Linked DNA regions of Homo sapiens: all the other regions are linked to region 6. A link is a loop called in an ENCODE intact Hi-C map of the cell type or tissue named here. Cell type or tissue: mammary epithelial cell. All regions are shown on one strand.

Region 1 (4,000 bases), 220 kb before region 6:
GCCTCAGAAATTCAAAGAAGTAGAATTAAAAGTCACAATTTTCTTTTTAGTTTGAGATATTAGAATACGACTTTAAATTGAATCTAGAGGTCTAGTTTAAGTACTTTTGGAGACCTCATCATGTCCACTGAATTATAATAAATACTGCCCTCATGGCTAAAACTCTGTCCCAAGTCATGAAGAAAAATAGGAAAAAAGTATCTTTCACCAATTATTACTCACAGGGAATTGGTCTTTACCCAAATCATTTTACTTCCTTAGAATTTTTCTTTTCTCACCCTATCTCTTGCCAAAATGTTATACTTCAAGACAAAGATTGTGCCCCAACCCCCGCAAATAACTTAATATTCTTTGTATTTCCTAATAAAAATAATAAAACTTGAAAAACAAAGAATGTGCCAAATTAAACAATATAAGACAATTTAGGTGTGCAAATCTCACGTGGTTAGGATATTTTTCCAAGCACAATTTTACTATATTCATTATGCTTTATTCTGATTTATAATAATTCATCTTACCTCTATTACTGAGACACTGGCATAGGTTTTAAGGAGCAAAGTAGATCCTTATACATATAACAACTTGTCTTTTTTTACAGGAGTGTAAAAATTAAAGTGTAGTTCAGAGACCTGTTTTTCAGGAAATCCACAGGTCAAAAATATTTTAATAATCAAAAAAGGTGTTATCTGTGTTTTTTGCTCTCAAACTTTCTTTATTATACAGTGTAGTTTTCCACAAGCTACATGGTGTGTGTTTTCTTAAAAGAAGAAATGGTGAAGCAGATTAGAAAAAATCAACTGTTATGTATTAAGCCAGGTGTCAAGGAGATTTACATAAATGTAAAATGATGCCACTCTTCCCACTCAAGTTTTTATTTGGGAAATATAGTTACTGCTCAAAAAGTTATGTTATTTATGTAAACATAATGGATTTATTATTGTCTTTCCTGAGTGAACAAACATATAACTATTTTTAAAGTATCTTAATTTATTAATAATTTTCATTATGGTAAATACCAATGTATTTAACCCACATAATCATAGAGTCTTTGGGGTCTTCAATAATTTTAAAGAATAAGAAGTTCCGGGAAGTCTCCAAATCAAGAAATTTGAGAACTGCTGCCGTAGAGGCATTTCAGGTAAGGCTTCCCTGGCTTGTGCATTCTACTTTACCCTCCTAGGTTTAGGTTGCATTTTCAATCTTCTTGTGATGCTTTAAGAAGCATGATTATTCTATAAAGTCGGTAAGTCTTACTCACTGGCTCTGGGTTAAACCACTTTTGTTACCAATTTGACTAGTTTAGATATATTTTTGGTTAGGCACCTAGGCTTTAAGTCTCAGAAGGTTAAGTAAATCTGTTGACATCTCTAAGACACAATATATTATCCATAAAGCAACTAGAGTAGTACTGTTAAAAAATGAAACAGGTCATATCTTTCTTTTGTCCAGAACCCTGCTTTAGAATCAAATGCAAAATGTCTACAATGACCACAAGAGCCCTACATGCACTGGTTCTAATGACCTCTCTGAAAACTTCTCTTACCACTCACAACCTTTACCACTCCTTCTCCATCTACAATGCCTTCTCCTCTGTTGTGTCTTGAACATGCCAGGCTTGCTGTCACCTCAGGGCCTTTGTTCCTGCTCTTCTTTGTCTAGAATGGTCTTTCACAAGGTAGCCACATGGCTGGCTCCTCACTTCCTCAAATGTTTATTCAAAAGTCACTTTCTTAAAGAGATCTTCCCTACATACCCCATCACAAATTTTAACCTCCAAGACATTTTATACTCCTTTCTCTTTTTTATTTTGTTCTTGTTAGCAGTTATCTCTATCTAATATCAAATGCATTTTTATTTATTTTATTGTTAAAGTTCCATGATATAAAAAAATTTTTGTTTTGTCCACAATAATTTTTAAATATATATCATCTTTTACTGTTTATTATTACCGTGGTTATTTCTTGATATTAACTAGATCCAAAACAAAGCTGTTAAAGAACAAGGCTGTTCGTAACCAGCAGATGGCAGTACAGATGGAGGGTTGAGAGGCAGCTGGAGAAAAGACAAATAGGAATAGAACAGAAGTTCTGAAAAAAGTCCAAGAGTCTGGGTCCTGCACTTAGTCTAAGAAGAGACTGTGGTGTGCTCATTGGAACGTGGAGAAGGGAAGGAATGCCAAGAAGACTCCAGGAGTCCAGTCCAGAGAAGGCACTGGGTTGCCCTTCAGGCCCTTTAAAAAGCAATGTCTTGATTTCTTTTTTAGATAGTTTATTTTTAGTGTATAGGAATGCTATTCCAAAAATAAAATAAAATAAAATAAAATAAAATAAAATATTTAGGAATAAATTTAACCATAGAGATAAAATATATGTACACAGAAAACTATAAAACATTGATGAAAATATTGAAGTCACAAGTAAGCAGAAAGATATCCCGTGTTCATGGATTGGAAGACATTTCAATATTGTTAAAATGTTCATTCTACCCAAAGTGACCAACAGATTCAATGCAGTCTCTACCAAAATTTCAATGACATTTTTCACAGTAATAGAAAAGACAATCTTAAAATTCACTACATACAGAACCACAAAAGACTCTGACTAGCCAAAGCAACCCTGAATGAAAAGAGCAAAGCTGGAGGCATCATAGTACCTAATTTCAAACTCTACTACAAAGCAATAGTAATCAAAACAGTGTGGCACTGCCATAAAAAGAGACATGTAGGTCAATGAAACAAAATAGAGAGGTCAGAAATAAACCCAGGTATGTACAGTCCATTAATTTTAAACAAGGGCAGCAAGAAGATGCTATGGAGAAAGGATAGTCTTTTCAATAAATGGCATAGGAAAAAATGGATATCCACAGCAAAAGAATAAAATTGAACCCTTATCTTTTAAAAAATCAACTGGAAATGTGTTAAAGACTTCAACATTAGATCTGAAACTGTATCTTCTGAAAGAAAAATAGCATAAGAGAAAAGCTTCTTGACATTGGTCTGGGCAATGATTTTTCAGATATGACACCAAAAGCACAGGTAAGAAAAGCAAAAATAAACAAATAGGACTACATCAAAAAAAAAAGAAAGAAAGAAAGAAAGAAAAAGCTTCTCCAGGGCAAATGAAACACTAAACAAAATGAAATGGCTTGTGTTGGGAAACAAATATTTGTGAACCATATATCTGATAAGGGGTTAACATAAGAATATGTAAAGAACTCACACAGCTCAATAGCATATAATAGGAATAACTATAACAATAACCTCATTAAAAATGAGCAGAGGACCTGAATAGACATTTTTCCAAAGAAGACATAGAAATGAGCAACAGGTATTATATAAAAATGTGCTCAACATCACTATCATTAGAGAAACGCAAATAAAAACCACAACAAGATATCATCTCACACCTGTCAGGATGGCTTTTATCGAAAAGACAAGAAATAACAAGTGTTGGTGAGGGCATCAAGGAAAAGAAACCCTTGTACACTGTTGGTGGGGAATTCAATTTGTGCAACTATTATGGAAAAAAGTATGGAAATCCTAAAGAAATTAAACATGAAACTACCATATGACCCAGTAATTCCTCTTCTAGGTATATACTCAAAGGAGTAAAGGCACCGCCTAGTAAAGATATTTGCTTTTCCATATTAGTTACAGCAATTATTCACAATAGTCAAGATCTGAAAACAACTGAAGTATCTGTTGACAGATTAATGAATTAAAAATTTATGTATATACAATTGAATATTATTCAGCCTTAAAAAAGAGGACCTTGCCACTTGTAACAACATGGATGAACCTAGAGGATATTATGCTAAGTAAAATAAGCCAAAGACAGAAAAAAAATAATTCATGTTCTTGCTAATATGTGGAATCTTAAAAAATAATTGAAGACATAGAAACAGAGAATAGAATGGTGGTTAACGGGGGTGGGTTGGAGCAAGGGAGAAATGGGAAAATACAGGTCAAAGAATACAAACTTGCAGTTATGTAGGATGAATA
Region 2 (4,000 bases), 89 kb before region 6:
TGTGTTAATGCATGTATTTTAAGAGTCGGTAAATTTTCAGACTGTTATCTCTGTGGTTTACTCAATAAGTGTAATTTAGGATGCCAAGAGCTGTAAACAGGATTTGTGGCCAGCTGCCTCAATCATTAAAGGGCAGAATTCACTGTACTCACTGTACATAGTATTAGTAAATGCAGGCTTCAGAAACCATGCCAGTCAAAATGCCAATCAGGATCTTTTAATATAAAATACAATTTTTAGGAAATTAATGTCTGTATGACTTTATAGTACTTTATGGAAGCTCCAATTCCTTTCCTAGAGTTTAGAGGTAACAGCTACCTTTAAAATTCATATCAAATTTTAAATCTGATTTTTGAAAATCTAGTGATTTAATATACAGTCAACTGAACTGAAAAATAAATGAATTGCTATTATGCTATGCATAAAGTAATGTATATGACACAATGGGGGTTAATACAAAAGAAAAAAGAGACACTCTCCACATTGAAGCATCTTATTATTTCTATAAAGGAGACAATAAAAATGCAGGAAAATAATTAAAAGAATGTGCAGATTAAACATTTAAAATAAACAAAATATTACATATCACAAACAGGAGCATGTAACTTAAGAATCTTGTTATTTGGATATGCTTAATTTTATCTAGTATGCCTATAGGAAGCATGATACAGAAGGAATATTTATTATGCCACTGGGCTGACTTAAAAGAAATGGTATAAAAGTAAGTAACTAAAGAAATTTTCAATCTGACTAAAGGTATGAATTCAAAATATTAGAAACATCAAGTAATGGAATGAACAGTGAACTATCAAGTATGAGGAAATCCATGAAGAAAGTGAAGTTCTGCAATATTTTGATAAAGACTAGATTCCCAGTTCAGACACAAAAGATGTGGGAAGACAATTTGTGTGGAGGGAGAAATATGGAAAAGGGAAGAATGCAATAAGGGTCATGTTCTAGTTGAACACAGAAAACATACTATATATAGCTGGAGCAAAGAAGCCATATAAAAGACTGATGAACTAGTGGGGAAAATCTTGAAAACAAAACAGAAAGTTCGATTATGTAGAATTTGTTTCCAAATTTGGATAAATTATAATAGAAAGAGATGTTTGAGGAACTATTTTTTTCTAGTAGCTATTTGTAGTACTATTGTAGTACAGACTTAAAAGTAAGAGCCCAACCAAAGTAGAAATAGGAATAATGAGTGAAAATGTTGAGCCAGTAGTAAAAAGAAAGAACCAAAAGACTTCATGTCAAAAGAACATCCATACGTTATTAAATAAAAACAACTTCCAAGTGTTGAGGTTAGAAAACTAAGAAGATACGGTGTTGGTGAATGTGTGGCAATTGGAAAAGTTTCCCTGCTATAGTAAATCAGAAAATAATATTGTAATAAAGTTTCAGGCAACAGGAAGACATTCATTGAATATATTCAGTAAGTAAATCTGAAAACCTACAGACATGCTTCAGGGCTTGGAAATGATCTCTGTATTCCTCTATTATCGTAGGTGATTTCTATGCCATTAACTATGAAGTCCGAAGTCCGTATTGCCAGTGCTGACCTCTTCCTCATCTCTGGAATCTGTGTCCAATCTCTACCCAAAATTTTAGTGGGCCTTGCAAGCCTCACATGTATGACTCATAAGTTGTCATCTAGCACTCCTCCTTCCCCGACCTATTCCTTCCCTAGTATTGCTTAAGTGAGTGACTCAGCCATCTTTCAGGTGATCAAGACAGGAAACAAGCAGTCATCTTTGAATGCCCTCTTTTTCAGAACCAAAAGGTCCTGTTGACTCTGCTTGCAAAACTTCTCACAAATCAGTCCTATCCCACTATCACCCTAGTCTTAGCATTTTCGGCTAATTTGACTCTTAGTGTTCTCATTTGCTCATTTTTCAATCAACAGAACAGCAGAAGTGATCTTTGCATAAAACAAATTGGGTCATGTCACACTTCCACACAGAACTTTCTGTTTTGTTTAAAAGAAAATTCAGGCTCCTTACCTGGCCTAAGATAATTCCTACCCTGCCTGCTTTCCAGTTTTACTATGGATAGCTCTTCCCTTGCTTAATGTGGTCCTACCACACTGGCCTTTCTGCTATCCCCCAGATATCTGCCCCAGGATCTTTTATCTATTGTTCCCTCTTCAATATATCTCTTCCCCTGCTGACATGCTCTTAGAAGACATTTATGATCACTCTATTCAAAGTATCCATCTGATCATGCTTTATCATATTCCCCTGATTTCATTTATACAATACCCCATTACCACTATCAGATGGTTTCTTGTATGTTCTCCCTTTGTCTGTCTCCAGTGCCCACTAAAATAAAATTTAGCTCAGCAATCTTGTGTACCTTATTTAGGACTGCACTTCCAGGGGCTAAGAACGGTGCTTGGCATATTGTAAACACTTAAAAACATTAGTTGTAAATAAACAAATGATAATATAAATGAACTATTAGTTTCAAAATCAAGACTAAAAGGCAAAGATGTTTATGTTGGTGGAAAACTTAAAAGGTTTACATTAAATCTGGATTATCATGCAGGTTTATTTCTTTTTCTTTCCTACACAATACTAAAAAGATAGCAAAGGGAAAAGGGAAGTAGCAAGTGAAAGTATTTAATAAATGTTTAGAACAGAGAAATCTGATGGAGAAGTGGTGGCTGACTTATAGGAAGTTTGCATGAGGTGAGCAGCAATGAGAATAAGCCAGATGGGCCCAGCAGAATCTTTATGAATTCAACATCGGATCAAAAGGTACTACAAATGGTGGGTTAGAAAGGTCATGAAAATAGAGAAACAGGAAGATTGATTGAAAGTCTCATATAGAGCAGTTGGGCCTCCAGGTTCCCTACTCTTTCCTTTCCCATGAAGCACTCCTTCCTATCCCTTTCAGGAATCTAAGGTTTACTTCAGCAGAAACCAATCCAGAGAAAGTCTGAACTCAGAAACTTTAAACAAACCATGACTGGGATAAAGGTGAGCTAAAAATGAGACTTATCAGACCCTCAGCTCTCTTTCCCATTCTGCTTCTAGAATATCTTCAGTTAGGATCATATTCTGACTGCATTCCAAATTCCATCTCCTTTGACAATCTTTTGGAGAAAGACATTATTCTCTGGAAACATTGAAAAACCCCAGATAAGTGATATTTATATTGATAGTCGGGGATTCTCCTGTAAAGTTGCCAGGTCCCCAGTCTATCATTCAGCTGTAAACTCAAACGTTGATAAGCATTTCCCGCTCAGTTTCTAATCAGCTTTACAGTCCCTCATTCTTAAATATAAACACATAACAAAGATTAACAGATGAATAAACAAAGTTTCAAAGACAGCTTATAAAGCTTAAGAGCTTAGATGCAATCATAGATCAAAACAAGCTGGAAAATGGCACCTAGAAGAAACAGACACAAACTACAAATAAAAATACTTCCGAAAACACAAACACAAGGTCAGTAAAGTGGCAGATTAGAAAGTTACAAGCCCTACGTACCCCATAGAGACACTAGTTAACAACAATATGTGAAACAGAAGACCTCTGTGAAATGCTAGCGACCAATTGAAAAGATAGAGCACCCAGAACATTATATTCCAGCCATACAGGTTGAAAAACCTGTGATGTTTGGCCAGCTCATTCCTATTCCTCCCCCATATGGTACAGCATGAAACAAACAGAGAGAAACTTTTCCCCCAGCCCCCAGACTGGGGGTCCTCCCTCAGGATGGAAACAAAAGAGTAGACTGTGGATCATAATTCTGGCTTGTCTTCAGTGCAGCCCAAGAGACTGGCTTCTATCTTACCTGAGTGCTGGTAGGATTGGAACCAGAGTTTAGAAATCATTGAAAATAGAGGTAAGCAGCATGTTAAACCTGCAGTTCCATGGGCAGACACCAAAGGAACGAGAGGTCAGAAAAGATTTGAAAGGTCCTAGAATCTGTGGCTGGGCTGAATGGTAAAGGTCTTTCCCTGAACAAAGACAGTATACAAAGACTGGGA
Region 3 (4,000 bases), 75 kb before region 6:
TATCTGTGATAACATTCTTCAAACTACCTGTGAAACATACTCCAATCAGATTTTCTCTAGAAAGAACAATTTCAATCATTCCAGTAGCTTCCCACAACCTTTTTCTTATTTATAAATGGTATGAGGAGCCAGATGAAGGGAGAAACCAGTGATAACAGTCTCATTCATGTTTGAGAATACTTTTCATAATGTCAAATATATAAAAAGTCTTAAAATCATACCCAAAATTATTAATTTAATGCATTAGCTATGCATTAATGAGGGGTGTAATGATATATAGGCATTAAGATTTTTAAAGTCCATATTTCACATTTATTTTATAAAATAACTTATAAAAACATATGTCTGGTGCAGTCTGGCACTAATTTTTTTAATCAGAATTTTTTGAATACAGAAACAGTATTGTACAACATGGTATTCTTTAATTAGCATATTTAAAAATTTATTTTTAATTTGCCAGATAGTCTGCATGTAACACATTACTTTAGACTTTGGAAGTGAACAAAAACACATTACTAGGATACATAAAGGATTTTGTTTGCAAAAAGTAATTGAAGTCACTCAGCCAATGGATGTTTCTGTCACACTAAATGCAGAACAAATGACAGTCTTTCTTGCATGACAAAATAATACGCTGGATCAGCATCCAGAAGACTAGATTATACATCTCTGACAAGCTTATCTGATGTCAACCAAGCCAGGTTGCTTTTCAGGGCTTCTGTTTCTTTGTACTCTCACTTGATGTGTGGAAAAATTACATGAAATCTACAGTAACTTCTAGCTATGCTGCAAAAGGCAAAATATAATGTAACTTTTTTTTTTAAATGATGGGTTACATTCCTGGGAAAGAATAATAATTAGAAATGAGGTATGCCAAATCTGATCTGAAATTATTACATGCTTGGTTAGTTATCAAAATTACACTGTGTTGCACACATGGCCACATGGCTATATATAATTGAAGAAAAATTATATGCCTGATTAGTATAAGGCTTTTCAAAAGGTACATCAATCTATTATATTAATCAAGAAACCAGTTCTATTAATTGGTGTTCATTAAACTACCATGACATTATATATTTCTTAAATTATGTACTTGCTTCTTCATTAATTCTTGTCATGAATTCACAATTCTTGCATTATAATTCGAAAAGGTAAATAAATAAATGCATTCATCGGAAACATGAGACTTAGAAAACTTTCAGAACGCTACCCCAGGTCATTTTTAAGATTTGAGTAAAACTTCACATCTTTTAGTATTAACGGTCTCCGAGAACCTGACCCAAGGACATTTTTCTTCACTTATCTTTCTTACAGTACTAAATTTTCCCAAAGTGACCCAGACCCCGGAGGACACCTACAGTATATATTACATATATAGTCAATGGATATTTTGATAAGTTCATATGCATTGCAAAATGTAAGGCCATTCAGGAAAGTACATAATCAAGTGTTAAGTAATACACGGGAATGGTAATTCAGAGAAAGAAAAAACAATAATCTATATGTACATGGTTGTAAAGGGGGGAATACAGTAGAATGAAAGAGACAACAGGTCTTCATGGATAAGCAGTAAATAATGAGCAAAATTATTTTTAGCCATCCAAGGTGAAAGGCTAGTACTGCAAAGATACAGAGGCAAAAGTAAAAAAGAAGATGAGGGTAATATTCTAACAAATGTTTATTGAATTAACATAAAGTTAAATACAAAGATCATTATGCTCACAAGCAAGGAATAAATTTAGTTAGACAGGATTTATACAGATTATGAAAGATCTTGAAAATATGATTCATTATTACATTTGGTCTGGAGACCAATATAAGTGCTAGAAAAGAGAATATCTAGTCAAAACAGTGTGTTGGGAAAATGTGTCTGATAGTAATACGCATACTGAAAATATCTAAGTTCTACTGAGTCATACAATTGCATAAGATTGTGAAGCCTTCTGTATGATTTTTATTGTAATTTAATAAATGCACCAAATAACCAAAAAGTGTGGTAGAAACCAGTGATAAGAAAAGTGAAAATAAATGACAGATTTCATAGAAAATATTCATTAGTGTTGACATTGAAAACTTGCATTTCCTTACAAATATGCTTCACTATTTTCAATATTTTATGTTAAAACCTACATTGTTTTTCCCTTTGAAGTCTATTATAATACAGAGCTATTAGCAATATGCTTTTGTATGACCTAGATACTTAATGAAATATAGGTGTACCTTGGGTTAATGTTCTTTAGTCACACAACTGTCACTATCACCCTCACAACTGAATATTATTCAGACTTCTTTTGTAATTGCCTAAATAGAGATAGGAGGATTTATTTTTTTCAGCAGAAGAAAAACTCATAGGGAGTTCTAATTTTGAAAAAACAGATTAATGGAGCTCTACAATAACATTATAACAAAATTCAACACAACTGAAAAACTTTTAAGAATTAAATAACAGATAAAGGGAAATGATCACTTAAGGGACATATATTTCCAAGTCTGTAAACCCTGTCAAAAACAATCTGCTAAATGATTTCAGAAAAAAAAAATGAGGCTGATATAAAGAAGTACCTTTGGCCCAAATCCTTCTATAGCCTAAGTAAGAGTATCCATTTTGCATGAAATTTATATATAATATACTGTGTGCACTATAGTATTGCTTAGTAACTTACAGCTTTACATTATGGATGTATTAATAATTTCTCAGATATTTAAGAATCTATCTTAACTGCTATATCTATATATCTACTGGTTTGGTCTGCCATAAATTAAGTGATTCTGGGAAAGTTACTGAAATGACTTTGAGTCTCACACACCTCTAAATATAATAAACAAATGAACCAGAGAATATCTTGCATGTACCCGGTTCCAAAAGTCTATGTTTTCAATAACCATTCATTCACTCCATATTATGATGGATAAAATAATATAAATAGACATAGACTTCAAGCACTATCATAAAAGAGTATTACAGGGTTTCATTTATATATATTAAAACATGAGAACTGAGTCACACTAGACATCTTGGCAACTTATTATTCAAAGTTGATTTATATATTACTAGGGGGATACAAACAAGACCTGAAACTTATAATCCTAATTATCTAGACTTTGTAAATAATGAGATCTCACTAGTTTTTAGCAATTGGATTAAAAGGTACATTGTACATAGCCTTTTACAAGTACATACATTGTACTTGCTTGGTGAAAGTGGGGGGAAAAATCTAGATTATTTTAATAAAAGTCAATTGGAAATGTAAAAGGCATGTTTGGGTTCTGTTACAGCAAAATTAATTTATAAAATGAATACTAGTGTATGGCAACTCAGAAGGGAATCTGCATACATTATTTTCCACATTATTTGCATCATATCATAGAACTGAAAATACTTAATACCACAAAAATAAATCACATTTTTACCTTTGTCCAATTTAAGGAAATCTTTATATCAGCTCTGTGCAAGTAGGCATCTTTGATTTTTAAAGGAACTTTTGCTCTAATAAGGAAATCTACAAGGAATTGGGAGGAATAAAGAATGAGGAGTAGGCCTAAAAGAAACTGCAAAGAAAAGCCATAGTTTTTTTTACTGATTTCAACAATTCAATAATCTTTCATGTTCTAACTTCCTCAGTACTTCCTGAAAAGTTACTTTTTTTGAAACTTGGTCTGGTAAGTGTCCCACGCATGGGCCCTCAAAGCCAAGATGTTGGAGGGTCAGGACAGAGTAATTAGTGGTGGAAAAATGAGCTCAAGACCCCTCAGCCTCTCCTATGTTAGAATAATCTAGCTCTGTGATCACACAAACAATGCACCTTACAAAGCAAAAGAGGAAGCTCTGCGGGGAGTTACACCATTTGAGGGGATGCTGGAAGACAGAGAGGAGGCAATGCCAAAGCATATTTAGTTCAACCAGAAAACAATTAAAATGCCCCCAACTTTCTGCAAAATCTAACTCTCAGTATGTCAGAAGGATGTTGATATGGTTTGACTGTGTCTCCATCCAAAT
Region 4 (4,000 bases), 870 kb after region 6:
ACCTCAGACCATCAGGCATTAGGACATTAGATTCTCATAAGGACCATGCAAACTAGATCCCTCGCATGCGCATTTCACAATAGGGTTTGGGCTTCTGTGAGAGTCTAATGCCACAGCTGATTTGACAGAAGGCGGAGCTCAGGTGGTAACGCTTGCTCACCTGCCGCTCACCTCCTGCTGTGCAGCCTGGTTCCTAATAGGCCACAGACCAGTACCAGTCCAAGGCCCAGGGGCTGGGGACCCCTGCTCTAGATGATGCCTGCTGGAGTCTCTACCTATCCCATAATCCTTATTCCCTGAAATCTGGGTTTCATGTTTATACTCTTGTCATCCAGACTCTGCCTCCACCACAGCTGACTGGACAAGCAGGGATCACCTGACCAGGGGATGGCCTGACCCGGGGGAATCATCTGGCCAGTGAAGATCACCTAACTAACAAGGATCACCTGTTCTCTGAAATCCAAAAGTTACAAGCATATGAAAAAATGCCTAACAACCCTAATCATCAGATAAATGCAAATTAAAACCACAATGACATATTACCTTACACCAGTCAGAATAGCCAGTACTAAAAAGTAAATGGATGTTGATGAGGATAGGGATAAAAAAGAATGTTTATACACTGTTGGCAGGAATGTAAATTAGTACAACCTCTATGGAAAACAGTATGGAGCTTTCTCAAAGCGCTAAAAATAGAACTACCATTCAACCCAGCAATCCCACTACTGGGATTTACTGATATCTACCCAAAATAAAGAAATCATATAAAAAAGACACCTGCACTCATAGTTTAATCACAGCACTATTCACAATAGCAAAGTTATGGAATCAACCTAAGTATCCATCAATGGATGAATGGATAAAGAAAACATGGTATATATACAGCATGGAATACTAGGCAGCCATAAAAAAGAATGAAATCATGTCTTTTGCAAAAACATGGAGAAACTGGAGGCTATTATCTTAAGTAAAACAACTCAGAAACAGAAAGTCAAATACAGCGTGTTCTCACTTATAAGTGGAAGCTAAATAATGTGTACACAGGAACATAGAGTGTGGAGTAATAGACGTTAAAGACTCAAAAGGGTGGGTTGGTGGGAGGGGGTAAGGAATGAGAAATTACTTAGTGGATATAATGCATGTTATTCAGGTGATATTTATACTAAAAGCCCAAACTTCACCACTATGCAATACATCCATGTAATAAAACTGCATTTGTACTTCTTAAAATGTATGCAAATAAAAAACCAAAAAAAATAAATCAAGAAAAAAACTTTATACAGAGATAGTTCTGTAAAATCAGGGAAAACTGCAATTGTATTCCTCTGATAAAGTCAGAACGTTTTCCTCTTTGTTTGGAGATTTTTATGGTTTTAAAAAATTCAATTCCAAATAAATACATAAATAAATTAATAAAACAAAAGGAAAATTAGCAGTCAAAGAAAAATTCAATTCTACATATTTATTTGATATGGGCACCATTGGCATTCATACCCATTCTTTTGTTTGTTTGCCTTGGTTGTTAATGCTTTTTAAAGTTAACATTTTTGATTTTTAAACAAAAAAATATATAACAGAAAAAAATTTAGACTTGGTCTGCTATTTTATTCCATTTATGATTCTGATATATTACACCAAATCTGGTTTAAAACTGAAAAATATAAATATCCCCAAGCAAAAAAAGTCTTAACTTTTTCTAGTTTCAGTGCTTTAAATGGTTTGATATGTAACTGTGATCCATATTTGAATACGTACATGTAGTAAAAAAAGTTTTGTTTTATATTTTTTGTTGTTACCTTTATCTTTATAAAGATGAAAAAAAATTAAATTATATAACAATTGTAAAATAAACCAGTGTTCTCAAAGGGCAGATGCACACACCTCAGGGATATGCAACCCCCAAAAAAGATTCACTGTAGTGCAGGAAAGAAATATTAAAACTTCAGTCTATCATAGCCTTTTATATTTCAATTTTTCTATAGGTGTGTCTTATAATTGCCACAATATATTAGTGCAATATTAGGTATATAATTTATTTTTAATTGGACATATACATATTGGGTTTGCAAGCCTAAAAATGATCACAGTGCCCTTTTGAAAAGTTTAGGAACCACTGATAGTCAAGACAGAGAGCCACTTTTTCTTGCCAGCCTTTTTCAATCCTAGAACACAGCACCATCTGGTGGTATCCTGAGATAATGCATGCATGATATTTGAGTAGTTTTTATAAGAAAAATATTGTTGTCATTCAGATAACAAGACAAATCAATAATAACCATTCTAAATTAGTAATACACCATTTTAACTAAATCATGGGCAACTGTGAAAATAGTATTTCTATTGTTTCCTACTACTGCTTCTAGGTTCTTAGGCCAACTTCTCTCTCCTCCTGACTTGCCTTCCTATACAATTTATCTAGGAAAATCTTATTCTGCCTTTAAAACTTATCTCATAGTCCACCTCTTTGCCTCCTTTCCTGAGCACACCAGCTCATTAGCTGCACCCTTCTCCATACTTCATAGGTACCCCCCTTAAACCACTTGTCCCATTGACTTACAATGATGTGACATGTCATTCTTTCTATTAAATTCTAAAGAAGCACTGTCTAGTAAGAAGATAATTGACCCACAAATGCAAGTCACACACATAACTTTCAATTTTCTAGTAGCCACACTTAAAGAAACAGATAAGATTTATCTTAATATATTGTATATAATCTTAATTTTATATTGTATATTATCTTAATATATTGTATATAGTATACATACATACATATGTAAGACTTATCTTAATATATTGTATATAATCTAATATATCTAAAACATCATTTTAATATATAATGTATAAAACATTAATAATGAAATAGTTTACTTTTTTGTATGAGGACTTCACAATTCAAAGTGGGTTCTATATCTATAGCACATCTTAACTGGGACTTGCCGTATTTCCAGTGCACAATGGCTATGTGTGTCTAGTGGTCGCTGAATTGGACAGTGCAGTTCTAAAGGCAAGGCTAGTATCTTCTTGCACTTAGTGAATGTTCAATAAATGCTTAAAAAATAACTTTAAGTTCACAATTCCACTAGTTGTTCCTGGGAAAATCTATCCTCTCTCTATCATGCATTAGGTCTCTACAAATAAATACCATAAAGAAGCTACAAGCAGCCAGGCATGGTGGCTCACACCTGTAATCCCAGATACTCAGGAGGCTGAGGCATGAGAATCGTTTGAACCTGGAGGCAGAGGTTGCAGTGAACCAAGATGGCCCCACTGCTCTCCAGCCTGGGTGACAGAGCAAGACTCTGTATCAAAAAAAAATAAAAGAAAAGAAGAAGAATCTACAATCAAGTCAAGTCTCTCCTTAAGAGGAAAATAAGAATCTATGGTAAATCATATAAATTACCTAGTTTTGTTTCAACAATTCCTTTTAGAGGTAAGTTTTATGCTCATGTATTTCAATGTATTTAAATAATAGTCTTAAAATCAGCAATTGTCAGACTCTTAATTATGCAACTGGACATCTCCTTGTAATACTTGACACCTTTTGAATCACTTTTTAAACATCCTGCCCTACCAGCACAGTGAGCAAAGACTATTCTGTTTTGCTCATTGTTCACATTTTGCGCCTATCTCCATGGCTGGCATTTAGTAAGTAATGCATAGTAAGGATTCTAAGAATATATTTGTTCATTTGAACAATTTGAGGGCTCAGATCAATATATGCTCAATTTTATGTATTTTTTCCACTCATTCCAAAAACATGGAGTTCAGAACTACATGCTGAGTATTTGAGGCAGAGAGGGTTATGAAATGTGGCTCCTGGGTTCCAACAGCCCCAGTCTAATACACAAGATTCAAAGTTTAATACTAGCTCAAGACTCTCCTTCGCCGAGAAGCTCTTCCCAGACCACCCCTACATCCTGTGTCCATGAAGAAAACTGGGCCTTACATATGCTGCCAGCATTTCTGTCTACCACACCCAGGGAAGCAGGTAGGCCAG
Region 5 (4,000 bases), 130 kb after region 6:
TAAATGAAGAGCTGAGAATAAAGGTTTAACATATAGGAAGTCATCAATAAATGCCAGCTATCATTATTTTATCATATTGAATGGTATAAATCAGATACAATTTTTAGCACAGTTCAATGCAAATAGGAAAAAAAAAGAAAGCATTTGGCTCCATGTCTTGGAGTCTAAAACTACTGTAAATTTGTCCAAAGTTTTTTGGAAAAGCTGGGTCTTTTGGAAAAGCTGGGTCTTTTGGAAAAGCCACAGAGGGAATTTCAAGGACAGATGGTCTCTGTTCAAGCTCTTACCAGATTGTTTAAGACTAATTAGCTATTGAGTGTCAGCCAAAACAAATATGGATTTCCCTGTGATATTTAAAAACACACTCTCCTATAAATTGAATATTTGAGGTTATCCTCCTGACAAGCATGGAATGGAAAAAAGAGGCAGGAAAAATGAAGAACAGAGAAAAAGAGAGAGAGAGAATCTAGTTACCTTCAAAATGGATTGTATTTTATTAACCTATTGTTGTTTATCTCTGTGCACCTTTCTTCTTCATTCAACCTGTGTAGAAGGAACAAGCTAGTCTTCATGTGAAGGAACAAACCAATGTGTGTCTTCAGCTACCACCGTCTGTGTTTGTTTGCTGTAACTTAACCCTTACAATTAAAGTGCTTATGAATCACTATGACTGCAATTAAGCGTTGAGTATATAGTAGTGGATATGAATTTAAGAGCCAACCCCCTCCGCTGCTCTGTTCTCTTTGCTATATTTTGCCTGGATGTGTAAGACCTGGGAAAGTCTGATCGTTTTCCCATGGCCCGGCCTCTTAGAGACTACATTATATTAAAACAGGTTGCTTATCTTAGTTAATGTTTAGAGAGTTTTAGAGAACTAGATTTCAATATTATCTATGAAAGCTAAGTTAACTGACAGCTTTTGATTGCCCAGTGGTAAGGCTTATTAAACAATTATCCCATTGTGTTCTCAATAAGCCCGTTAAACTGCCCAGGCTTCTTCTAGTCAGTTGGGAATCTTGCTCAAAAGCTTCTTCTGTTTGGACCATTCGAGTGTAAAAAGAGAAAGTAATGATTGTTTTGTAATCAGTTTGGTTCAGTTAATTAAAGATTGGATGTGAAATTAAGGTAGGGGGAGAAAGCAGAGTTGTAAGAAAGAAATGGCTAAGAATGTGCTAACTCAAAAAGTAGAAGAAGATGGCTCAATTTTATTAATTTAAAAACAGTTCTAGCTGTGTTCCTAACATGTTTTCATGGAGTAAGGCTAGTTTTCATGGAGTAAGGCTAGGAAGCATAGCAGAAAGACACAAAGAGATGCAAACGTCTAAACAAAGGGAAATATGGACACTGTGAATTATATAATGTAAATCATTTAAAAATTTACATGAGAAAATATTATTTGTGAAAATAATAAAATTAGAAGAAAATGATTAGTATCCCATGGTGCCCTAAATAAAGAGATACTTTTTGACTAATACTTTGAATTTATTAAGGGTACCTGCGCGACCCAAGACTAACCAGCTATAAATTACTACTAGTGCCACCTGGTGTTGGAATGCCTGTACTGCAGCTATGTATGGGATGTGTACAGGTAGACTGCACATTCCTGAGAAGAGTCTGCAATGAACCTCTGAGCTAATTCACAGGGATGACTATGATGAGCTTATAAGTATAGGTCAGAAACAACAATCGTTATGAAGAAATGACTAACTTGAAATGGTATCTACTTGGATCCGTACAACAATTTCTTTACCTCTTTCCTGGTCATTATGTTGAAATTACAAATAAATCTGTGTTAAGACAATAGCTATAATTAAATAGAATAAACTGTAAAAATTAGATTGAGAGTTAACATGTTTGTTGTGGGAAGTCAGGGACCCCGAACGGAGAGACCGGCTGAAGCCACGGCAGAAGAACATAAATTGTGAAGATGTCATGGACATTTGTTTATTTCTCAGACCGGCCAACACTTAGGGAAAATAGAAAAGAACCTACGTTGAAATATTGGGGGCTGGTTCCCCCGATACATATTAGTCACATGTTTATTCTTTATCTAGTCTCAGAATTATAAACACAACCTGAAATTACCTTAACACTAATATTGCTTCGTGCTATATTCTAGCAAAAAGAAAAAACAAAAACAAAAAAACAAAACAAAAAAACACATAGGGAATATGACTGTGTAGCATAAGGCAATTTAATCCAAAATTGTAAAAATATGAAAGGAGATAGTCAAGAGACTTAAAATATTTCAGCTGCTGAAATGATTATGATCTTGAGTAAGCATCTCTTATTAACAATTTAGGAATAGTATATTACCTACTACAAAATATAAGCACTGAAGAATTAAACAACCAGGAACTACAGAATGTATATGTACAACAAAAAAATAAATTTCATCTTTCTCTTTATTGTATTACTTTTTAAATCAACTACTAGCTACGTTTATTAGGCATGCAGAATTGGAAAATTTCCAAATTCTTACTGGTGAGAAGAGTTGAACTATTATATGCAATGCTCTGCACAGATAGAGACCATATGTTGCTGTTTCACTACATTACTCATATGCTTTGTATTCACTCTCCTTATTCTTCTCCTCAGTCATATGGACAACTTGCTTCTAGGACTAAAAATATCAGCTGTTTTTGTTGTTTGTTGTTGTTGTTGTTCTTGTTGTTGAGACGCAGTCTCTCTCTGTCGCTCAGGCTGGAGTGTAGCGACATGATCTCGGCTCACTGCAACCTCTGCCTCCCAGGTTCAAGCAATTCTCCTGCCTCAGCCTCCTGAGTAGCTGGGACTACTGGCGTACGCCACCACACCTGGCTAATTTTTGTAATTTTAGTAGAGATGGGGTTTCACCATATTGGCCAGGCTGGTCTCAAAGTCCTGACCTCACGTGATCCACCCACCTCAGCCTCCCAAAGTGCTGAGATTACAGGTGTGAGCCACTGCACCCGGCCTACACCAGCTGTTTTATATTCCTTGGAGGCTAAAGAAGAGGGAATAGGGAAAGTGATGGCTATTCAGATGGAGGGATGGATAAACACCTTCTCCCAGGCTTTGTAAAGAGTTAAGGGCCGGGCGTGGTGGCTCACACCTGTAATCCCAGCACTTTGGGAGGCCAAGGCAGGTGGATCACCTGAGGTCAGGAATTCGAGACCAGTCTGTTCAACATGGCAAAACCCCGTATCTACTAAAAATTACAAAAATTAGCTGGGCACTGTGGCAGGCGCCTGTAATTCCAACTACTCGGGAGACTGAGACAGGAGAATCGCTTGAACCCAGGAGGTGGAGGTTGCTGTGAGCTGGGATTGCACCATTGCACTCCGGCCTGGAGACAGAGCAAGATTCCGTCTAAAAAAAAAAATAGTGAAAGAGAGAACTTTGAAACCAGTCCACTTAGCTTGAGGGCAACTGCAGAGAGTGAACTCAGGGATAGTGACAGGTACAGCAGAAAATGTGTGTGAAGATTGAGAAGTGTGGGCAGGATGAGAATAGAACAAGTGTAGCAAGCAAGAAAAGCTGAAACTGGAAGGGAGGGAAGCACCAAGCAGTGTGAAGTGATGTGGCCATGAAAACAGAACTAAGAAAAGGGCTCAAAGAAGGGAAATTATAAAGATTTGCAGAGAGAACAGCAAAATCTTTATAGAAATACTAGTTGTTTGACACTGATTAAAAAGGAAGGAGGAAGAATCTAATGCATCTTTTTTTTTTTTTTTTTTGAAATGGAGTCTGGCTCTGTTGCCTAGACTGGAGTGCAGTGGTGCAATCTTGGCTTACTGCAACCTCTGCCTCCTGAGTTCAAGTGATTCTCCCTGCCTCAGCCTCCCGAGTAGCTGGGACTCAGGTGCCCACCACCATGCCTGGCTAATTTTTTTTTATTTTTAGTACAGACGGGGCTTTGCTATTTTGGCCAGGCTGGTTTTGAACTCCTGATCTCAGGTTATCCACCCGCCTCAGCCTCCCAAAGTGTTGAGATTACAGGCCTGAGCCACTGCGCCAG
Region 6 (4,000 bases):
GCAACAAAGACCTGCACTCCCAACCTTCCATCATTCTGTTTCACATTATTCTCATTCTCCAATCATTTTGAGCCTCCCACCGCCACCCCCACCCCCACTCCAATAAAAAACAAAAAACCCCAGTTTTCTCTTCTAAGTCTCTTTCATCACTCTCTCCCTTCCTGTTGCTTGTCAGCAATGATTCAGCCTCAGTCATGGATTTCCTCGGGGCTCTTGCACTTGTTAGGATGAGAAAGGGAAAGAAGGGAGGTGCCTGCCAGTAACCTAGCAAGATGTTTGTAACTGGGAATTTGGACATAAGCTGTTGAGCATTAAATTCTAGCCTCAATTGCTTGCCACCCGCACACCTTCTTCTTAAGTGTTCTGGCCGCCTGAGCTCTCATTTCCACTTCTAGGTCAGAGAGACCCTATAACTTCACCGCTCCGAGCATAGACAACATGCTAACCTGTGTTTCCATAACCTCCCAGCCTCCTCCTATAAAGAAAGCGCTGTTGTCTCTTTACATACCTATGACTCCTGCAATGAACACAGGCATTCTCTGCCTGTCCATTAACCTTACACAGGTAAGTCTCCCCACATATCACACAGAATAGGCCAAAAGTCTCCAAGTCCCGTTCCAGGAGCAATCTGCTCTAGGCCTACTCTCCTCTTCTAGATCACTCACCAGGATCTAGAGCAGTGGTTCTCAAACTTTGGTAGGTACAGGCTCTCCTGGAGAGCTGCTAGGGCACACAGACCCAGACTCAGGCCGACCCAAGTATGAAAAACACAGGTCGCTACCAGTCTGCACTCAGAAACGGGATCCTGTACAATTAAGAGGTTGTGTGAAAAAACTGTCTTTTCAAGTTCTGCTCCCCACTCAGGATCTAAAGAACACCCACGCCCCTCAGCGACCTAAGCTCTCCCACCTTTTCCCGGAACCCCCCACCCCCATGCCCTCTGCTTCCACCCTGGACTTCCTCCCACGAGACTTTTCCCAGCGGTCTCTCCTCCCGCTTCCCCTCCCGGGGTCCTCGGCGCACTCCTACACTGGAAAAGAGGAAACAAATGCAGCCTCCACGAGGGGCGGCGCCAGTCCTCTGGGGACCCAAACCGACTCCGCCCGAGACAACTTTTCAAACTTCTCAACTCACTCGAACCCCCACGACAATGAAAGAAACGTAGAAAAGACTGAAGCAACTGAGCTTTACACCCTGTGGAATTTCCAATCCCGCCTGCGCTCCCAAGGGAGAGTCCCCTATCCCTCCCGTCCGCCGCGCCGGCCAGGGGCGGGTGAAGCCCCGGGCCCCCCCAGTACCCCAAGCACCTCAACCCTGCACCCGCTGGGGTCCCGTCCGCCGAGGTCCGGGGCAAGGGAGCCCAAACCCCACTTACTTGCCCCAAGCCGCGCGCAACCGCGCCCGCCGCACAGCGCCGGCCGCCGAAGGTTTGCCTCCCAGGAAGCAGCAAGCGCCTGGGCGCGGGCAGGGAGGGGAGGGGAGTTACCTGCCCAGCGTCAGGTCCGCGGAGGGAGGCTGATTCCGGCTCGAACCGCGCCTCCCCGAGACAAGGTGCAGCGCTGGAGGGGGCGGGAGTGGAGACGGGTTACAACAAGTCCCAAGTGGTGGCACGCCAAACCCCGAACAGCCAGAAAGCGCTCGGAACCTGTCTGAACTCAAACACCCTGCTCTCTCCCAGCGGAGTATGAAAAAGCCTTTCTTTCCTGCCCGCCCTCGGGGCTACGGGGCAATTACAAGTCCCGACACCCTGCTCCTGGTCTGGGGCGAGGAGCGATCCCGGAGGACAGCGACGCTCACCTGGGAAGAAGGCGGATCTAGGCCGAGCGGGGCCGTGGTCCCGTCCTCGCTTTTCCCTGGGCTCAAGAATGCCTGGAGGAGAGGCCTGGGGGCCGCGGGTGAGAGCAAGGGTTGTAGCACCTTCGAGAGTGTGGGGCGGATTCAGCCCACAGTAGGTAATTCCAGTGGGCATCCCGCAGTGCAGACTCCTTCTCAGTGCCTAAGAGTCTTTAGGCTTGGAGAGGACGTGGGGAGTGGAAAAGTAGAAGAAAAAGTGCTTGTGCCTTTACTTTTTTATGTAAAAGAATTTCAAATATCATCAAAGATTTTGGTACTGACTCTCAACTGTCCTAGTTACAGATTTGGGATGAAAGGATATTGTTTAAAATAGGGAGATGTGCGTGAAAGCAGGTCCCTCTAGGTGGGATACTGCGGAGCAATGTTACGGAAGTGGAGACACTATAATTTAAACATAAAATACAGTAATTAATAAAATTTATTTTTTAATTTCCTTGCCTACACCTCAGTAAATCTGTCATGAGTATTTATAATAATTTGTGTAATCACGTAGACTTCAAGATAAAGTCATTTGCAGCAAATGTCTAAAATGCAGCCTAGTACTGTAAGAATGGAATTTAGGGTAGTAATAGGCATATTTTAAGCGTCTGGCATAATATATAAATTATCATAAAATTGAATTGACCCTTAAAAATGACTTTCGTGGCGATTTTGCTCCAAATAAAACAGTTGAGGAAAATGCTAAGCCATTAAGGTTTGGATGAATCCCTGACTGACGTGCTGATTTAAACTGAAGAATGAAATTCGCATTAGTCTAGATACTGAAACATCAGAGCAAAGGCCAAAGACAGGAAAGTAAAAGCAAATTCCAGGATTAGTACAAAGCTAATCTTCCAGATCTTGGTGTCTGGTTTGTAGTTTCATTTCTTCAAAAGAATGTAGAGAATTGTCTTGTTTTATGTATTTATTTTTTCCTTCTGTTCCTAATTTTCACATCTCACTTTTTAATATTTTTTCAGTTCTCTTCCTCATTTTTGGCATGCAATCCATTGACTAAATTAATATTCTCTATGTGGTACTTAATATACTGGCGTGTTTCTACAGCCTTTGAGAATAATTCTGAATGTCTCTTAAAGGTGCAATACTTATGAACGTTTTGAGATGCACTTATCCTATTGTTAAAAATATCAAGAATATTTGGAGTTAAATGAGGCCCATAGGAAGTCTAATTTTATTAAGATATGCACTCATGCTAAGTCAAGTGAAATCACAAAGAAAGAAGGATATATCTACTCGAGTGTTCATTATTAAAAGCAAACAAAAGATCAGAAAATAGACGTGGAGAGGGAGAATCTATTAAAGGTATTATGCTATGTAAGACCTTTCCATCCTTAATGGGATGGAAAAATAGATAAAATTGATCTCACCCCTTAAGGAGCCTAGAAGGTGGGTGAGGAATGTGGACAGAATTTCACAGAACTATTAGAATTTGAGTTGGGTCCCGACTGATGAGCAAACTTGTCAGGAGAATGAAATTGACATGTGATTAGATGCTGAAAGAGCAGAGTAAAGGCTAAAAGCAAGTTCCAGAACCACGCAAATCAATTACCTGATTTGGCCATGGGCATCACATGGTTGTGAGTGGTGGAAGATACATTTAGACATAAAGTTTGGAGTAATTTTCTCACAGAATGAGATCAAAATTATTTATAATCTAAGATTGTTGTGAGAATTATAAATTAGATATGGTATGTGGAAAACATCCCAGCTCTTGATCTGTGGTAAGCCCGTAAGTGCATTACTATTAATTATACTGGGAATCAGATTGGGAAGAACTCTGATTGCAAGCTGAAAAATATGGACTTGTGTCTCTTGCTGGTGATATGTTGACTAATCTAACAGTTGGTGACTTTGGTATAAATTCTAGGGAGTCAGGAAGAGTAGTTATGCCTAGCTGTCATGTGAATAGTATGACAAGGGAAGGAATAGTGAAAATGAAAAGGAGGAAACCGATTTGAGAGCCAATGAAATAGAAAATCAATATGATTTGCATCAGATAGAATGGATGTAGAATTGAAAGTGAAAGAAATAACTAGGTTTTCTTTTCTTTCTTTCCTTTTTTTGAAACAGGATCTTGCTCTGCCCCCTAGGCTGGAGTGTAGTGTCTCAACTCACTGCAACATCCAACTTTTCAGCTCAAGCAACT
Region 7 (4,000 bases), 140 kb before region 6:
CATTAAAAACAGTGTGTTGCTCCACACCACCTTGTGTTGTTTGTTGGCATGCTCTTGGGGTTCGAACCGATACAAGAGCCTTGCATTTACTATGTGCAGGCACTGTTTTAAGTGCTTTTATATACATTAATAAATTTTTTCCTTATAATAAATGAGTGTGTCAATACTATTAATAACTCCATTTCACAAATAAAGTGTTGTGGTCACCCTGAAGAGGCAGAATGGGCTCTCCCCACTCAAAAGTTGGTTGAGTTGTTGAGAATGATGACACTACACATGCACAGAGGGTATGAACATATTTGTTACCCACATAATGAGGTTTTCTGAGGAGAGGGGAGGCTCCCAAGCAGTCCCGAAATGGATTGAGAGTAGGGAAGGAGACGGGCTTGGCTTTTAGGGTTTTTGTATGGTTTAAACTTTTTACCAGAGCCACAGGAGGGAACACTCAGGCTCTCTTATCACATTCTCTAGAAAGGAAGCAGAGGGTCCATAAGGAGTGGCAGGGCATGAAAGCTGATAGCAATCAACAGAAATGGAGTCAGATTCTTTGTTTAAAAAACAAAAACAAAGGCTCAGTGTGGATAGTTTACCCTAATCACAGAGCTTTTAAATTGCAGATCTCAATTACAGTTCAGTCAGTTGGTTCCAGTATCCATGCTCTTAACCTAGATACAACATTTCTAATTATAAAAGCATCACTTGCTTGCTGTAGAAAATATGGAATTTATAAATAAGCTGTGAAGAATAAACAAAAATCACTCTTAATTATACAACTCAGGGGAAGGCCATTGGTTGTATTTAGTTTAGTTCTACATTGTCCTTTAACTGTTACACTGTTTTAATATTATGTAAGGTGTTTTGGATTTTTCTAAATTAAATATTATATATAAAACATTTTTTCAATAAATTAAATATTCCTCAAAGTGGTAGATAGAACTCTAAGATGCCCCTGAGAATCCAACTCTTGGTGTTACACCCTGCATTATCCTCTCCCCTGTGATTTGATTCTAATGAATAGAACCTGGCAGAGGTGATGGGGTATTAGTACCATAATTACCCTACTTTATATAACAGGTGCAAATATTTTACAGCTATAACTAAGGTCCCTTGAGTTCATCAAAAGGGATATTATCCTGGATAGGTATAATGTAATCAAGATAGTTCTTGAAAAAAAAAAAAATGCTTGGCCATCCCCAAAGAGAAACATTCTTCTGCAGGTCTTGAAAAAGTAAGCTGCCATGTGGAGAGAGGGACTAGGAGAGGCCATAAGGCCAGGAACTGCAAGTGGCCTCTAGGAGCAGAAAGCAAATCCTGGCTGACAGTCTTATAATCACATAAAATCATAGAAAAGAGGGACTTCACTCCTATAATCACACATACACACAAATGGAATTCTGCTGGCAACCACATGAGCTTGGAAGAGAACCCTGAGAATGGAATGCAGCCCAGCCAACACCTGGATTGCAGCCTCGCGATACCCTGAGAAGAGGACTCAGTAAGCCACCCTTGGACTCCTAACCCATGGAAATCATGAGATAATTAATAAATGGTTTAAGCTGCTATCTGTAGTAACTTTTTATGCAGCAACAGAAATCACGTAAATATGTGTTTTCAAATCATGGTGCAAATAACAATTAGATGACTCAGACTTAAATTATTTAAGTATTTTTAACATAAACACCAACCTAAATCCATGATTCTTTCCTTGGTATAAATTTAAGGAAATAGATATAGAGAAGAGAGTGCACATATGTTATTTTTTGCATTTTCAAATTCATGGCACTTTGTTTTAGTAATAGCAACTCAATTGTCTGATGCTTGCAGTCTTGATGAGACGTCAGCCTTGGTACGCAGCCTTTGCCTGACCTGAGGAGAGTCATGGACCTAACAAGACCCATCAGACTCTCTTCCTGGAATTTGAATCTCCAAAAAAAAAAAAAAAAAAAAAGGGCACTGAAAATCCATAAATCTGATTCATGCTTATTATGACATCTGAGGAAACTTTCTGTAATTCCCTTCCAACTGGATCCCCACATGCCTGTTTCATACCACTTCTTACGCTTCATTGTTCAATTTTTCTTTAATTCCATGAGTGTTGACTCATATCCTTCTAATAAATCTCTCTCCCTCTCCATGCATACACACACACACAAACACACACACACACGAGTCAATCCTCATTATTCAGTACTTATGAATTTGCATGCTAAATGTATCTGTAACTCCAAAATTAATATTCACTATGGTTTTGTGGTTATACGCTCACATGTACAGGGCATTGAAATCTTTGTGTCACCCACACATACATTCTCTGATGGGGTGGAACGAGGCAAGACTCCACCTTCTTGTTTCAGCTCTCACACTGTAAATGTGCTCCTTTCACAGTCTACGTAATGCCATTTTCACATTTTTGTGCTTTTCGGGGGGGTGACTTTGATGTATAAAATGGTCTTTATATGTGTTAGGCTGAAGTGCTGTCTAATATTTCTAAGCACAAGAAGGCTGTGATGTTCCTTAAGAAGAAATGTGTGCTAGATAATCTTTGTTCAGGCATGTGTTACAGTGCTGTTGGCCATGAGTTCAACGTTATGAGTCAACAATACCGTATGTCTAGAAAAAGAAAGAGAAAACTCACTGATGTGTACATGAGATTGCTTTGGAAAGTGCTAAAGCAATGTGTCCGGAATTGGTGGGTTCTTGGTCTCACTGACTTCAAGAATGAAGCCGGGGACCCTCGCGGTGAGTGTTACAGCTCTTAAGGTGGCGCGTCTAGAGTCTGTCCCTTCTGATGTTTAGATGTGTTTGGAGTTTCTTCCTTCTGGCTGGTTCGTGGTCTCGCTGGCTCAGGAGTGAAGCTGCAGACCTTCGTGGTGAGTGTTACAGCTCTTCAAGGCAGCGCATCTGGAGTTGTTCGTTCCTCCCAGTGGGCTCATGGTCTCGCTGGGCTCAGGAGTGAAGCTGCAGATCTTCAAGGTGAGTGTTACAGCTCATAAAGTCAGCGTGGACCCAAAGACTGAGCAGTAGCAAGATTTATTGCAAAGAGCGAAACAACAAAGCTTCCACATTGTGGAAAGGAACCCCAGCGGGTTGCCAATGTTGGCTCGGCAGCCTGCTTTTATTCTCTTATCTGGACCCACCCACATCCTGCTGATTGGTAGAGCCCAGTGGCCTGTTTTGACAGGGTGCTGATGATTGGTGCATTTACAGTCCCTGAGCTAGATACAAAGGTTCTCCACGTCCCCATCAGATTAGTTAGATACAGAGTATGGACACAAAGGTTCTCCAAGGCCCCACCAGAGCAGCTAGATACAGAGTGTCGATTGGTGCACTCACAAACCTTGAGCTAAACAGGGTGCTGATTGGTGTGTTTACAAACCTTGAGCTAGATACAGAGTGCCGATTGGTGTATTTACAATCCCTGAGCTAGACATAAAGGTTCTCCAAGGCCCCACCAGAGCAGCTAGATACAGAGTGTCGATTGGTGCACTCACAAACCTTGAGCTAAACACAGGGTGCTGATTGGTGTATTTACAATCCCTGAGCTAGACATAAAGACTCTCCACGTCCCCACCAGACTCAGGAGCCCAGCTGGCTTCACCTGGTGGATCCCGCACCAGGGCTGCAGGTGGAGCTGCCTGCCAGTCCCGCAAGGTGCGCTCGCATTCCTCAGCCCTTGGGTGGTCGATGGGACTGGGTGCCGTGGAGCAGGGGGTGGTGCTCGTCGGGGAGGCTCGGGCCGCACAGGAGCCCATGGAGTGGGTCGGAGGCTCAGGCATGGCGGGCTGCAGGTCCCAAGCCCTGCCCCGCGGGAAGGCAGCTAAGGCTCGGTGAGAAATGGAGCGCAGCACCGGTGGGCTGGCACTGCTGGGGGACCCAGTACACCCTCCGCAGCCACTGGCCAGGGTGCCATGTCCCTCATTGCCCGGGGCCAGCAGGGCTGGCTGTCTGCTCCGAGTGCGGGGCCCGCCAAGCCCACGCCCACCCGGAATTCCAGCTGGCC

Evidence for each region. Hi-C counts contacts between places; a loop is a spot of excess contacts. Peaks named below come from ENCODE experiments on the same cell type or tissue, not always from the same donor. Only the 100,000 strongest peaks of a DNase experiment are listed, where the experiment ranks them.
Region 1: it touches region 6 in a loop (14-fold over the local background); 3 of 110 quality-filtered maps call a loop at or near these places.
Region 2: a loop joins it to region 6, with 8 times the contacts of the local background. A loop is called at or near these places in 3 of 110 quality-filtered maps.
Region 3: it touches region 6 in a loop (4-fold over the local background); 3 of 110 quality-filtered maps call a loop at or near these places.
Region 4: a loop joins it to region 6, with 7 times the contacts of the local background. A loop is called at or near these places in 2 of 110 quality-filtered maps.
Region 5: a loop joins it to region 6, with 10 times the contacts of the local background. A loop is called at or near these places in 7 of 110 quality-filtered maps.
Region 7: it touches region 6 in a loop (4-fold over the local background); 2 of 110 quality-filtered maps call a loop at or near these places.

Annotation. Positions count from the first base shown.
Region 1 is chr6:55,067,384-55,071,383 of GRCh38, reverse strand. No RefSeq gene overlaps it. Among named protein-coding and RNA genes, the nearest start is that of HCRTR2, 110 kb to the left of the region's middle. In mammary epithelial cell, a CTCF peak has its summit at 2,021 (motif pointing right); no DNase peak of the experiment used is centred here.
Region 2 is chr6:54,933,610-54,937,609 of GRCh38, reverse strand. The region is part of intron 4 of FAM83B (family with sequence similarity 83 member B); the gene reads right to left. Among named protein-coding and RNA genes, the nearest start is that of FAM83B, 89 kb to the right of the region's middle. In mammary epithelial cell, no CTCF peak of the experiment used is centred here; a DNase peak (open chromatin) is centred at 1,699; H3K27ac peaks cover 2,339 bases.
Region 3 is chr6:54,918,713-54,922,712 of GRCh38, reverse strand. The region is part of intron 2 of FAM83B (family with sequence similarity 83 member B); the gene reads right to left. Among named protein-coding and RNA genes, the nearest start is that of FAM83B, 74 kb to the right of the region's middle. In mammary epithelial cell, no CTCF peak of the experiment used is centred here; no DNase peak of the experiment used is centred here.
Region 4 is chr6:53,977,845-53,981,844 of GRCh38, reverse strand. All of the region lies in intron 1 of LOC101927189 (a long non-coding RNA gene), which reads right to left. Among named protein-coding and RNA genes, the nearest start is that of MLIP-IT1, 19 kb to the left of the region's middle. In mammary epithelial cell, a CTCF peak has its summit at 2,182 (motif pointing left); no DNase peak of the experiment used is centred here.
Region 5 is chr6:54,715,588-54,719,587 of GRCh38, reverse strand. The region is part of intron 1 of LOC107986606 (a long non-coding RNA gene); the gene reads left to right. Among named protein-coding and RNA genes, the nearest start is that of FAM83B, 130 kb to the left of the region's middle. In mammary epithelial cell, a CTCF peak has its summit at 1,543 (motif pointing left); DNase peaks (open chromatin) are centred at 677, 987 and 1,557; H3K27ac peaks cover 1,485 bases.
Region 6 is chr6:54,844,202-54,848,201 of GRCh38, reverse strand. It overlaps FAM83B (family with sequence similarity 83 member B), which reads right to left and starts at 1,431. Exons shown (of 5, transcript NM_001010872.3): 1 at 1,376-1,431. In mammary epithelial cell, CTCF peaks have their summits at 1,580 and 1,780; DNase peaks (open chromatin) are centred at 191 and 1,591; H3K4me3 peaks cover 2,449 bases; H3K27ac peaks cover 2,705 bases.
Region 7 is chr6:54,979,280-54,983,279 of GRCh38, reverse strand. No RefSeq gene overlaps it. Among named protein-coding and RNA genes, the nearest start is that of FAM83B, 130 kb to the right of the region's middle. RefSeq lists an enhancer at 3,932-4,000. In mammary epithelial cell, no CTCF peak of the experiment used is centred here; a DNase peak (open chromatin) is centred at 2,089; H3K27ac peaks cover 1,874 bases.